2 separate regions of the Homo sapiens genome follow, and region 2 is linked to region 1. Evidence: chromatin contacts called from ENCODE Hi-C data. All regions are on one chromosome and are shown on one strand. The core of a region is the stretch at or near the end of the contact, and the rest is flanking DNA. Distances in the headings are between cores, read along the strand shown. Region 1 holds the start of MSX1 (msh homeobox 1). Region 2 holds the start of LINC01096 (long intergenic non-protein coding RNA 1096).

The links. A loop is a pair of places that touch in the nucleus more often than their neighbours do. Pooled maps may share reads with other maps.
Region 2: a loop to region 1 is called in a pooled map, with 10 times the contacts of the local background. The contact joins the promoter of LINC01096 here to the promoter of MSX1 in region 1. A Hi-C loop is called at or near these places in 5 of 50 pooled maps.

The regions. Positions count from the first base shown.
Region 1 is chr4:4,855,671-4,862,265 of GRCh38, forward strand. It overlaps MSX1 (msh homeobox 1), which reads left to right and starts at 3,995. Exons shown (of 2, transcript NM_002448.3): 1 at 3,995-4,698. The coding sequence starts at 4,230. RefSeq lists silencers at 3,817-3,876, 3,897-4,136, 4,147-4,586.
Region 2 is chr4:13,545,072-13,551,569 of GRCh38, forward strand. It overlaps LINC01096 (long intergenic non-protein coding RNA 1096), which reads right to left and starts at 2,753. Exons shown (of 1, transcript NR_015450.1): 1 at 1,005-2,753. It also overlaps a transcript of NKX3-2 not described here. RefSeq lists enhancers at 1,563-2,063, 2,064-2,564, 3,934-4,228 and silencers at 2,280-2,399, 2,590-2,889.

The DNA.
Region 1 (6,595 bases), core at 2,745-5,244:
GCCCTCCTGGCGATTGGTGAATTCCCACCAAAATAAATCGTTCCGGGTAATCGGTTTTCATAGCACATTCATTCTATTAAAGAGGACTGTTTGGGGCTCGCTAATTGCCGGGGGATCCCACTGAGCTGCACATTTTTAAAAAATGCACGCGGGATTCCTGGGCCGAGGTCACAAAATGCAGTGGAAAGAGAGGGAGGGAGCATAAACAAAAACCCGACGGAGGCGACAACAAATGCCGAAGTGAGAAGTCAGCCTCCAGGCTCTTCCAACCGGTGCAGCAATACCCAGATAGGGATAACCGTCTTTAGGACGGGGTCCTTCTAAAAATTAATCTTTGCACGGGAGTGGTGTATACTTAGCAACACCACCATCCCTGCCTCCATCCCCCCAACCCCCGCAAAATTTTGGGGGAAAAAAAAAACCAGCTAAACCCACCACCAGTTTAGTTGCCCAGAAAGTAGACGAAGGATAATCCATCTTCAGGATCCGAAATGCAGAGGCCCTCTACTTGGGGGCGGGGAGTGCTTTAGGATGCCTGAAAATGAGGGGAGATGGAGCGAGAGGGGAGGGGAGAGAAGTCTAGAGGATGGAAGCGGAGCGCCAGTCCCCGAGCTTTATCTGCTGGGGCCAGCCCTGCCCTTGCCAGGCATGAATTACTGCCCGGCTTTCTCGGCTGCAGCGGCAGCGCAGAGAAATGCCGGGGGTACAAACGCCTCGAGGTTAGAGCTGGCGGCGAGATAACAGGCTCAGCCCCAGGGCCTGCCTGCTCGCTGAACCCCTGGGCCGGGAAATCGGTAAAGTCCTAGACAAAAAATAACTCAGAGAAGTCTCCCTCTCACTGCCCCTGTAACTCGTGGCTTTCCTCCCGCGGGAACAAACAACGCCCTGGGAAACAGGCAGACATTTTATTTCTTTTATCTGACTCCTTTCTCTTGAGACTGCCGGCACCTTTCTTTCTCTCGCAATCCAGGGGCAGAGCAATGGGAAAGCCCCGCGCTTTTCTGACACGGAATTGAGTCTGAACCCCCTTCTCTGCCGATGCACTCTTCTCGCCTAGCAACGTTTACACGCGGTTAACCTGCCGCGCGGGGCGACAGCAGACACGAACCCAGGCCGAACCTATAAAGAAGACACCGTGGCGTTCAGACCCGGCTCGGGAAGCCGAGGGGCTGGCTGCGGGGCCGGTGCTGCGGGGCCAGGCGATTTGCTCCCCGGAGGCAGGGGCGCGACTTCAAGGGCCCGTGCGCCGGGTGCAGCCTTTGATCCGGCCGCCGCTGGCGCCTTAAAACAACATCCTAGTCTGCCTATTAGGCGCGCTGAGGAATCGTGACACATTGTTTATCCCCGCAATTAGCGATGCGGCCCTTTTCAGGCCGCCCGCCCCCGGGCCCCCCGCCCCCCCCCCCCCCCCCGCGGCGGAGTCCAGGCCTTGCTGCGCTCCTCAACTGCGACCGCCGCAAGTTCCACACTAGCCCCCGCTGCACCATGCGGCTTCGCTCTCTGAGTTCAAGCCCCCGCTCAGCCCTAAAGCAGGGGTTCTTAACTGGAGGACTCCACTTGGGACCAGAGCCCCCGAAGTTGTCTGCCCCGTTGCTTGTAATGTGTTTTTGTAGGTGTGCATTTTTCTAGGGAAGAAGTTCTTGGCTGTATCAGATTCTTAAAGAGACCTGGGAGCAAAACATTTGCAGAAGGAGGGCGAGGGCGGAACTAAGCAAAGACTCGAAAAGGCACACTGCTCGCTTTTTAAATGGCCCCAAAAGCAGATAGGCCTCTGTTTCCTCTCCCCCTTTAACCTGGCCACAAAGGGAGATTCTGGCTGGGTGCGGAGGGGGTTGTTCTGACGAGAGTTTGATTAGAACGGGAGCAATAGAAGTTCGCCGTCCTGGAATCGCTTGAACCTGGGAGGCGGAGGTTGGAGTGAACTGAGATCGCGCCATTGCACTCCAGCCTGGGCGACAAGAGCAAAACTCCGTCTCAAAGAAGAGGAAGAGGAAGAAGAAGGAGGAGGAGGAGGAGGAGATGAGGAGGAGAGGAGGAAGAGGAGGATGAGGAGGAGGAGAAAAGAGGAAGAAAAAGAGGAAGAGGAAGAAGAAGAAGAAGAGGAAGAAGAGGAAGATGCTGTTGTTCGCTGTCCTGGCTGGGCTACCAGCAAGGTATTTGCCCTACAGCCTTGCTCAGCCTCAGCGAGCTGAGCTTCAAAATTGGGTCTTAAGGTCTTCTATCCTTGTACCCTCTCGGGCAAACCTCCGGAGGCCCCGGTGCACCGCGCGTCCAGCCGGCCCAACTCGAGCTAGAAGCCCCAACCACTGCCCAGTGCCTGAGTTGCAGTCTTGGGTCCTTTAGAAACCTGGAGATGTGCGTAAAATTCAGATGCCGGTATTCCCGAACTTCCCCAGGCCTCAGCATATCTCGGCGGCCTGTGGACAGATGGGAGGCTACCAATCGCTCCGGCGTCCGCAGCCCGACCCCTGCCGCCAGACCCCGGACGTCTTCCGGATAATAAAGTTCCCGCTCTAATTCATTTTCCCTAATCTGGACGCCCCTAATCTACAGCTTTTATTGCGCCCAGTTAAAAGTCGAGGGAATTCGCTGTCCCTCCGCGCTCGGATAATTACCCCTAAATGGCCACGGCAGCCCCTTGTGTTTCCTGGAGATTAGAACCCCGCAGTCATCAATGGCAGGGCCGAGTGAGCCGCCAATCACCTCCGCTCACTCCCTGAGAGCCGCTGGCCTGGGCCGCAGGAGGAGAGGCCATAAAGCGACAGGCGCAGAAAATGGCCAAGCCCCGACCCCGCTTCAGGCAGATCTTGCATCTCCCCTGACCCCAACTCATTTTTTCTGTCTTTATTATTATTATTATTATTAACAGCAAACATTAAATCACGTTTTCTCCGAAATTGGCAAAAGAAGAGTTCTCAAGTCCCACACTAGAGTCCACCTCCAGGAACTTTCCTCTTTTCCCAGCCCCCTCCCCCAAATGTGCCTCTCCCCTCCAGGATCAGCGGCCCAGAGATAGGGACATGTCATTGTTTCCGAGGACGCGTTGTTTGAGGTCACCTTAAGGCCAGATCGGTGTTTCATTGACGATTCTGTTGGTTTTATTTCAGTAAGTTCTATATCAAAAGGATCTGGCAGCTCCTTTCCCCGCCCGGGCGCTATAGGTGTTGTGACCCTTGGGACAGAAGTTCAGAGCGAGGGTGGGGGGGGGGGAATACACATCGTGTATGAAAACCGACTGCAGATTCTAGATAATCTTACGTATTCTCACATCCTTGGCACTACAGGAAGCTAGCTTCTTCCCGCAAGGTTTACTCCAGCTCTAAGTTAGAGACAAAGGCCCACTTTTACCTCGAGGTAAAGTTTACAAGATTTCAGAACAGGAAGAAAATGAAGGTTTGGTTTTGTTTCGTTTCTTGAAAAGAAGTTAATAGTATGTCTTTCTCCTAGGATAAATAGCCATGCGTATTTTAAAAACTATATATAAAAGGAATGTGTAAGAAATAACCTCAACTCAAATTATTGTGGTAGAAGAAGAGGGGGGGTCAGACAGTGGAGGGGGGCACAGGGAAACCCAGCCACAGACTAAAGAGAAAGGTAAAAGAAGCAGTAGAGGAGAGAAACAAGGACGGGGAAAAAAAGAGGAGCGGAAAAGAGGGCTGAGGAGGGGAGGGGAGGGGAGGAGAGGAGGGCAGAAGAGAAGGAACGAGAACAAGGGAAAATCCCCCGGGAACACAGAAAGATAGAGACCCAGGGGACTCCCGCAGAGAGGGCCTCTTGGGCTTCAGCGCAGAGGAAAGTTTCCCGGGCACCCCCTCTCCTCCCCTGCCCTCCGCCGCCTGGGCCCTGCCCTGCGTGCCCCCAGGCCCAGCGCGCCTCCGGGCGAGTCCCCAGGAGCGCGGCCCAATGGATCGCTCCGGGCCCGCCCCCTCGCGCGCTGATTGGCCGCCGCCCCGCTGGCCTCGCCTTATTAGCAAGTTCTCTGGGGAGCCGCGGTAGGGCCCGGAGCCGGCGAGTGCTCCCGGGAACTCTGCCTGCGCGGCGGCAGCGACCGGAGGCCAGGCCCAGCACGCCGGAGCTGGCCTGCTGGGGAGGGGCGGGAGGCGCGCGCGGGAGGGTCCGCCCGGCCAGGGCCCCGGGCGCTCGCAGAGGCCGGCCGCGCTCCCAGCCCGCCCGGAGCCCATGCCCGGCGGCTGGCCAGTGCTGCGGCAGAAGGGGGGGCCCGGCTCTGCATGGCCCCGGCTGCTGACATGACTTCTTTGCCACTCGGTGTCAAAGTGGAGGACTCCGCCTTCGGCAAGCCGGCGGGGGGAGGCGCGGGCCAGGCCCCCAGCGCCGCCGCGGCCACGGCAGCCGCCATGGGCGCGGACGAGGAGGGGGCCAAGCCCAAAGTGTCCCCTTCGCTCCTGCCCTTCAGCGTGGAGGCGCTCATGGCCGACCACAGGAAGCCGGGGGCCAAGGAGAGCGCCCTGGCGCCCTCCGAGGGCGTGCAGGCGGCGGGTGGCTCGGCGCAGCCACTGGGCGTCCCGCCGGGGTCGCTGGGAGCCCCGGACGCGCCCTCTTCGCCGCGGCCGCTCGGCCATTTCTCGGTGGGGGGACTCCTCAAGCTGCCAGAAGATGCGCTCGTCAAAGCCGAGAGCCCCGAGAAGCCCGAGAGGACCCCGTGGATGCAGAGCCCCCGCTTCTCCCCGCCGCCGGCCAGTGAGTAGCCAGAACCCAGGCGCAGAGGGAGGGGGCCGGGTGGGGGCCGGGTGGGGTGTGGGACCCGAGGGCTCCTGGTGGCCTCCGGCGCCTGCGTACCTGCAGCCGGTGCTAGGGAGCCGTGGGCTGCAAGGCCGGGTCTTGCGCCTCCCTCCACTCCCACCCAGGAAGAAGGTTCCAGACCTCCTCGCCTTGGCCCAGAGACGCTGCGGGTGGGAGTTAACGGATAGGACACCGATGTCTGGGCACCCTGTCCTCCTGCCCCCACCAAACGACCTCAGGGGTCCATGATCCCTCATCTGATCCCAAACTCTGTTTCATCGGCTTCACCCCAGCGGATGAATGTGTGTGGTGCGGTATCTTCCCTGCACCCGGAGTTTCACTTTCTCGCAGTAGGAGCTGGTGTCCCCCAGCCCCTCTTCCCTTTCAAGTACCTCTTTGCCTAGAGGTTCCGAAGCTCCTACAGAATTCTACCTCCCCATGCCCTTTGAGTTTGAGGCAGATAGTTGGTGCTTTGGGCGGATGGATGATTCAGGGGTGGGGACATTCAGGTTCCAGTGGAGGGGGCGGGGCACCAAGTCAATTAGGGGAAGGCGCCCCCGCTAATCCTATGGGAAGCTCCCAAACGTCTAGGACTGAGCCATTAAAGTGGACTCCAGGTGCCCAAGGCGGTTCGCTCCAAGGCCTCACGGCCCCCTGGCTGCTCTACTCAGAGAACACGCTCGGAGATATTTCAGGAGCACGGGAAATTCCCAAGTTTTCCTCGTTTCCTCCGATTATTTTGCTCGGCATAATAGCAGCCAGATTTCAATGGCGTGATGCTGAGGAATGATTTTTATCTGGGGATTAAACGTCTTTGAAAGGCCAGTCCCTCCCTAAGCCTAATGGCCGGAGAAGGTGGCCCCGCTCTGGGTTGTCGCCGCTGAAGGGAGTGACGTTTCTCTCGGCGCCCGCCCCTCGGGCGGCCCGGCGGAAAGCTAGTTGGGGGCCAAGCGCTTCCCGGACTCCCGGTGGCCTCCAGCAGGGAAGAAGCGGGGTGTTAACACGAGATTTCGTTTGACTCACATCCTGGTGGTCTGAAAGTCCAAAGGATCGTTGTGTTTTCTTTGTTTTGTTTTGTTTTTTCTGTTTGTTTGTGGTTGTTTTTTAGAGAGGTGTGAAAAAATGCATACTTAGGCAAAACCCGCGTGGTGAAACATCTTCGATTTGAATTCACTTTCTGCCGGGAAAGCTGCTGCATAGGCAAAGTGTCCTTTCCAACGCTTAGGGCCTTGGGCCCCAAGACCCCGAAGTCAAAGCGATCCCGGCTGTGTTGGGATAATTTGTTCCACATTTTATCCGGGGGCAGTCCCCAGCAGACCCCATCCCCGACCTGCACTAGTCCTGCGCTCTGATGCTTCTTCACTGTCCACCCTTGAGGTTTATTTTGAAGCCAAAAGAAAAAGACAGCTGGGCATGTTGATGTCTGCTGACTATGCCACAGGTTGAGGGGAGAGGCGATCTCAACACTCCCCCCGCAACAACATCAACACACACACACACACACACACACAAACGTTTGAGTGGGGCCAGAGGGCCCTGGCGCCAGGGGTGAACGCGATCCAACAGAGGACTGAGACAATCTAAAGAAAAAGCCCATTAGAATAAAGCAGCCCCTCGTTCTCCGCTCCAGATGACACTTTCTGTTTCTAAGAGGGCTGGCCACAGTGCACCCTCCATGATGGTCTGCGCTGCTCCATCTCTGGTCTGCGGGAACTACTCCTAGAATCCCGTAGGAGCGAAGTGTTCCGGGGAAAGTGTAGAATTTGATTTGGATTCTATGCCACAAAACTGCCTAGCCCCACACTGAAGCACTCCGTGGGCACTGATAAATGTTTGGCCAACGCGTAAAACTAAA
Region 2 (6,498 bases), core at 1,503-4,002, 8.7 Mb after region 1:
CTGAGTGACAGCCTGAGGCCACACCCCTCCACTGGGCTGTCCCGGGCGCTCCCGGCCGTCCATTGGCTGGCTCCAGTTGGGCGACGTTGACTTTAACAGACAAAACTGGGCACGTTGCGCCGCTAAAGACAGGGTCTGACTTAACCCCTTCTCTCCTAAGCCTGGTCCTCGAAGCACCCTCCAGCAACAAGGAGGCTCATCCGACCCAAACCACGTTTCTTACCTCTGCAGATGTATCCACTTATTCCAGCGCTTTAACAGAACACTGATACTAAGTTGAGTCAAATCTGCGGAGAAAATCCAAGATAATGCAGTTCCATAAATCATGCTCGTAGTTTCTGTTCTCTAGGAAGGATTATAAACACGAAGAACAAAATGCATCCTTTTTTTTCTCCCTACAGTTTCGCCGCTTCTTCATTGCTAATGCTCTTTGCTGAAATGATCAGTTAATTAAGATCACTCTAGAAATATTTTTCTTTCCTCGTCGTCTTTGATTTGATTCGATTTTTATAGAGGAATTATAAAAAAATGGTATAGTTAGAACTAAAGTCAGGAGAAGAATTGAAAGGCATCTTTGGGAGAATTTCTGTAAATTTTATGGTCGTTTCCCTGGCAGACCAATATTGAATTTAATTGGAGTTTGTTAAGTTTTGCATCAGGAAGAAAAAAAAAACTTTCAATTTGTTTTTTTTAAATATCTCTTACTTGTGAGTTGAATAAAATTATAAATAGATATGTTTGTTTGCTTAGAAGTATACCTAGGAATTACCATAAAGTGATCCAGAAGTGACAACACTTTTTGCTCTTTAAAAAATAAGAAATGCATTGTATTATGTAATAGTAGGAACCAAGCTAAGAAACACAAATATTGTGGGTATATAAAAACATTTTAAAATGTGTTATTCCTTTTTTAATATAAAATTTGCTCAATTAACGTACTTCACTGTTTTCCATAAACTTTACCAGAGAGTTAACACCAAATACACAAACTTGAACCATTAAATACATTTAAAGGACTATGATTTTAATTTATTAAATTGCTAGGATTGGTAGTTTTGGTGTCATTAAAATAAATAACATCTCCCCTTGTTGCTTTCTTTTTGGTTGTTCTTTTTCTGCACCGCAGAAGGAAATACACTGACTATTCATAGTTCTCAGTCTCAGAATGAGGTTTTGCAGCATCTATACTTTTCAGCATTTCGGTTACATGATGCTTTCTTGCTTTGTGCAAACCTTGTAGGGTACCTGGGAAAAAACATCCACTTGAGGTCATTGCCCTTTACAGCTCTTTACAATTACATCAGTTTTGAAGGAACGCCATTTAAATTTGGTGTCAGTGCTCAGCAAGTGTAAGGACGCAGAGTGGAACAGCAGAATGCTTACAGTCTTTCAAAAACAGTGTGTCCTCTCCTCCCCCGCTGTATTATTTAAATTACCGTTCTCCTCACTTCGGGCAGGGATGTTGGGAATTATGTATAGTGAGGAGATTGACACTGGTTGCCTGGAAGGTAGGGGACGGGCAGGTATGGGTTTGGTGTCCCGTACAGCGATCGCTTTGTGGGTTTAGTACTTGGTGCTGACAAATAATGGAGTGAGATCCGAACATAAAGGCAGGCAGAGATGTTTTGGGGCTGAATCACCGAATACTAGAGTAGGTTTGGGGCTACGTAAAGACTTGCTTGAAAACAACTACCATTTAGTTGCGAATCCCTCCCCTCTTCCCTTTGATTCGATGTTTAAAAAGAATCCCAAATCACAGTTGGACATACTCCTGCCACAGCCTTGGGCAGAAGTCTTCAAAGCATGAAAAGATGTGGTTTGGCGACTTTGAGTTGTCGGGTATTTTTGTGTCCCAGGAGTGTGAGAAAGGGGCTACGTTCCGCGTCTTCCGGAGGCGCACAGCAAGGGAGTCTCCTGGTGTCATCTCGGGCCATTACGGCGCTTAGTCGATCATTAGGTCTGTGGGTGACTGTAGGCAGAGCCGGGAGTTGGGTGCTTGGCGCGGAGGGTGAACTCGCGGGTCTTGAGCTGCAACTAGAAGCTGCTCCTAGCAAGGGGTCGGGTGGAGATGAAAAGACTGTGGGGAAGGGGAGGTGGTTGTATGCCCAGAGATATCCCGGCGTAACTACGGAGTCCAGGCCCAGAGTGGCGGTGTGTGGCGAAGGCGCAGCAGGCCTGCGCCTGTCGGAGGACGGCAGATCTGGACGCGACCGCGCGGGCGTGCCTGGGTCCCGCTTCCTGCCCATCGAGGGCGACTTCCTTCGGGCTCAGCTGTGAGCTCCAGGAACTCTGCAACCTCCCGACGGGCGCCACGCTCCGGCTTGGGCCGGCCCGGGAGTTGGCGGAGCTGCGCGGCCCGGCCGGGCGGCCGGTGAGGCTTTCGAGAGGCACCGGGCTCGCTCAGCGTCCGCGCCTCTCTACCCCGCCGCGCCCCCTCCGCGCCCACGGGCCCATTTTTTCCTAGTCTTCTGCCTCTCTTCCTTCTTCCTCCCTCCCCTCCTCCTCCACACCTTTGTCTTCTTCCTCCTCCCTCCTCCTGCTTCTCCTCCGCAGTTTGGATCCTACGGGCCCCCTACGTGCCGCGCCCTTCGGTCCCCGGAACCGCCCGGGCTGGGGGTGCTGCTGCGCGGTGAGACTTCCGCGGGCGGCGGGCGGAGAGCGGGATTTGACTGCGAAAGCCAAGGGGGCGGGGAAGGGGAAGCCCCGGCCCTCGGGGGCGCGCAGTAAACTGCTGCACACGTGCCCGCGCTCCCGAGGGGGGCGCCCAGTGGGCTCGGGATTTCCTGGCTGCGCCACCGCGCGCCTCGCCCCCGACGCCCGCCACCTGTGCCCTGGGCCGCCTTCCCTGACGCCAGCGGCCGGAGGTCGCGCGCGCCGGGTGCTGCCCAGCAACGAAAGGCCATGCGGGGTTCGTCCCTCAGATGCCGGTGACCTTGATTGAAGTCACCTGCCTTCTCTAGCTTCCAGTCCTTTAAAACGAGGGTTTGGACCCGGTGCCTTCTGAACCCGGTGCTTCACTGAGTGAGCAAGTGAAGGGTGTGTGTGTGTGTTTGGGGTGGGGGCGGGGGCGAGGGGAGGGAGGGGCAGCGTTGCCGGCTCCCCAGAGCCAGGTCCAGGCAGAGGTCGCGCCCAGCACTGACCGTCGGTCCCAATCCGCAGACTCCCGAGGGCGATCCAAACCGCCTAAGCATCCCAAGCGTCCAGCACCCGCGCCTGCGTTCCTGAGTAATCCAGCGCCCTGCAGCGTTTTTCATGCACACGATCAAAATATATCAGACTGCAGAGAGAGGCTGTATTGTAACTGGCCAGCTTATAATACTATAAATAATAATATAAAAGGTAGTTTTATATTTTAACAAATATTGCTCACTGACAGTGTGCCAGGAACCAAAGCCTATTGTTTCATTGAATGTACACACCCCTGGGATTGGAATGAGTAGAAAACATTGTTATGCCCGTTTTACAGATGAAGAAACTGAGACTCCTGACTATCAGTAAGTGGCTGTCAGGATTTAAATCAGGCTTTGTCTGATGTCAAATCCAGTTGGATTTTCTACTCTAATCGGCTTTTCTCATTAACCTTATTAATTGTTTCCCATCATAGACCTTACCCATTTTTAATTGCTTATTCATTGGAAAAGGAGCTTCGTTCGGATTTAAGGTAATCAAAGAAAAAATTTAGTCAGACAAATCTAATGACTTTTTTTCTGTTCCACGCATTTGAAAACAAATCACACCAAGGCCTGCGGATCTGAACGTAAACCTCGTTGTGTAGAAAGAAGGAAACACACCATTTTATTATAATCAACAAACTAAACCGTGTGTAGAGGGAGACAGCCAGGTGATGGAAACTCATTAGGTTCAGAAACCAGATTGTGCGCGCGGTTCTGAGACGTAGCCAAGCGACCTCACGCAAGACCCTCTTTGGGGCTTAGTTTTCTTACCTAAAAAGCCAGGGTTGGAGATCACCCCTCAGGGTGTTAAAAAGACGTGCCAGCCTCGAACCCTCCTGGGTATGGTGGAGGACGAGCGCCACCTAGCGGGCATCCCTCTAGGGTTGTGCGTACTTTTATGGGGAGGTACTGGAATAAGTAGTACACGAAACGGACTGTTTTGCTTCTAGTTTCGTGTACACAGCCTCGCGCTGCCAGAGATCTAACAGCGGAGATGTTTCATTTTAAAAACTCACCCAGGCACGATCAACACCTCCATTGAAGACTCACCTCGCTCCAGGGCCAAGGGGAAGGGACTGGAGCAGGACGCGGGCGTGTTGGGATCGGTTTCAGAACGGAGGCCACAGCAAGCCCCTGGCCCACCTCCTACCCTATCCTGCATTCCACAGCTGCTTGCTGTGAGTATATAACCAGAGCTCTCGCTGGATGATCATTTAGGGCACAGGCATCCCTGTGTGTTTTATTGGCGCCAAAGGAATGTTTTGTTTTGTTTTGTTTTGTTTGTTTTTGTTTTTGTTTTTGAGATGGAGTCTCACTCTTGTCACCCAGGCTGGAGTGCAATGGCGCAATCTCGGCTCACTGCATCCTCCGTCTCCCGGGTTCAAGTGATTCTCCTGCCTCAGCCTCCCGAGTAACCAGGATTACAGGTGCCCGCCACAACGCTTGGCTAATTTTTGTATTTTTAGTAGAGATGGAGTTCCACCGTGTTGGCCAGTCTAGTTTCCAACTCCTGACCTCAGGTGATCCGCCCACCTCAGCCTTCCAAAGTGCTGAGATTACAGCCGTGACCCACCGCACCCGGCTAGGAATGGTTTTTTAGAAACTAATTTATTCATGATAGAAACTGAGGTATTTCACCCTAAAGATCAGAAATTTCCGGCACTGAAAACAAACCTCAGTTTCACTCTCTCACCCAAGCTGGAGTGAAGTGGCACAATCTCGACTCACTGCAACCTCTGCCTCCCGGGTTCAAGCGATTCTCCTGCCTCAGACTCCTGAGTATCTGGGACCACAGGCATGCACCACCACGCCTGGCTAATTTTTGTATTTTTAGTAGAGAAGGGGTTTCACTACATTGGCCAGACTGGTCTCGAACTCCTGACCTCAAGTGATCCGCCCGCCTCAGCCTCCCAAAGTGCTGGGATTACAGCCACCGCGCCTGGAAGGGTTTTATTTTCTTATTTAGGTTGTCTATTTGACAGTGGGTGGATGGCATTTGTATTCGGGGGCTTGAGGAGGAGAGCAGGGGGAGGAGCCAGCTTGAATAGGTAAAGAGAAACATGCTGTGGTCAATTGCTTGTGCTGAGTTTCAGATGCTTGTGAAACAAAATGAAAGTCTTCTGGATTTATTATATATTTTTTTCTCTAAAACACTATTCTGAAAGCCCTTGCAGTGCTAAGCCAAGTTCTCCTTGGGAAATTTCCAGCTAGTTCTTATTTTGTGTTAGGCATTATTCTAGGATCTGTAGTTCAAGGTCTTGTAAACTCCTACTCTCCACAGGCTACATTCTGTTGGAAGAACACCTATAAATAGACAAATGCCTAAACAAAACAATGAAAAAAACATCAGGTGGTAATAAATACTATGAAGAAAATTTAAAAAGAGTGATGTCAGCTGACATCATACTGAATGGGCAAATGCTGGAAGCATTCCATTTGAAAATCAGAATAAGACAAGGATGTCCTCTCTCACCTCTCCTATTTAACGTAGTATTGGAAGTCCTGGCCAGGGTGATCAGGTAATAGAAAGAAATAAAGGGCATCCAAATAGGAAGAGAAGAAGTCAAACTATCCCTGTTTGCAGACAACATGATTCTATATTTAGAAAACCCCATAATCTCTGCCCAAAATTCCTTCAACTGATAAACAACTTCAGCAAAGTCTCAAGAGACAAAATTAATGTGCCAAAATCACTAGCATTCCTATACACCAACAACAGCCAAGCCAAGAGCCAAATCAGGAATGTAATCCCATTCGCAGCTGCCACAAAAGAATAAAATACCTAGGAATACAGCTAACTAGGTAGGTGAAAGATCTCTATGATAAGAACCACAAAACACTGCTCAAAGAAATCAGAGAGGACACAAACAAATGTAAAAACATTCCATGCTCATGGATAGGAAGAATCAATAGCATTAAAATGGTTATACTGCCCAAAGCAATTTCTAGATTCAATGCTATTCCTATTAAACTATCATGAGATTCTTCACAGAACTAGAAAAAACTATTTTAAAATTCATATGGAACCAAAAAAGAGCCTGAATAGCCAAGGCGATCCCTACGCAAAAAGAACAAAACTGGAGGCATCATACTAACTGACTTGAAACTATACTACAGGGCTACAGTAACCAAAACAGTGTGGTACTGGTACAAAAACAGACATATAGACCAATGGAACAGAATAGAGAGCCCAGTAATAAGGCCACACACCTACAATCATCTGATCATCAATAAAGCAGATAAAAATGAGCAATGGGGAAGTAACACCCTATTCAATAAGCGGTACTGGGATAACTGGCTAGCCATATACAGAGGATTAAAATTG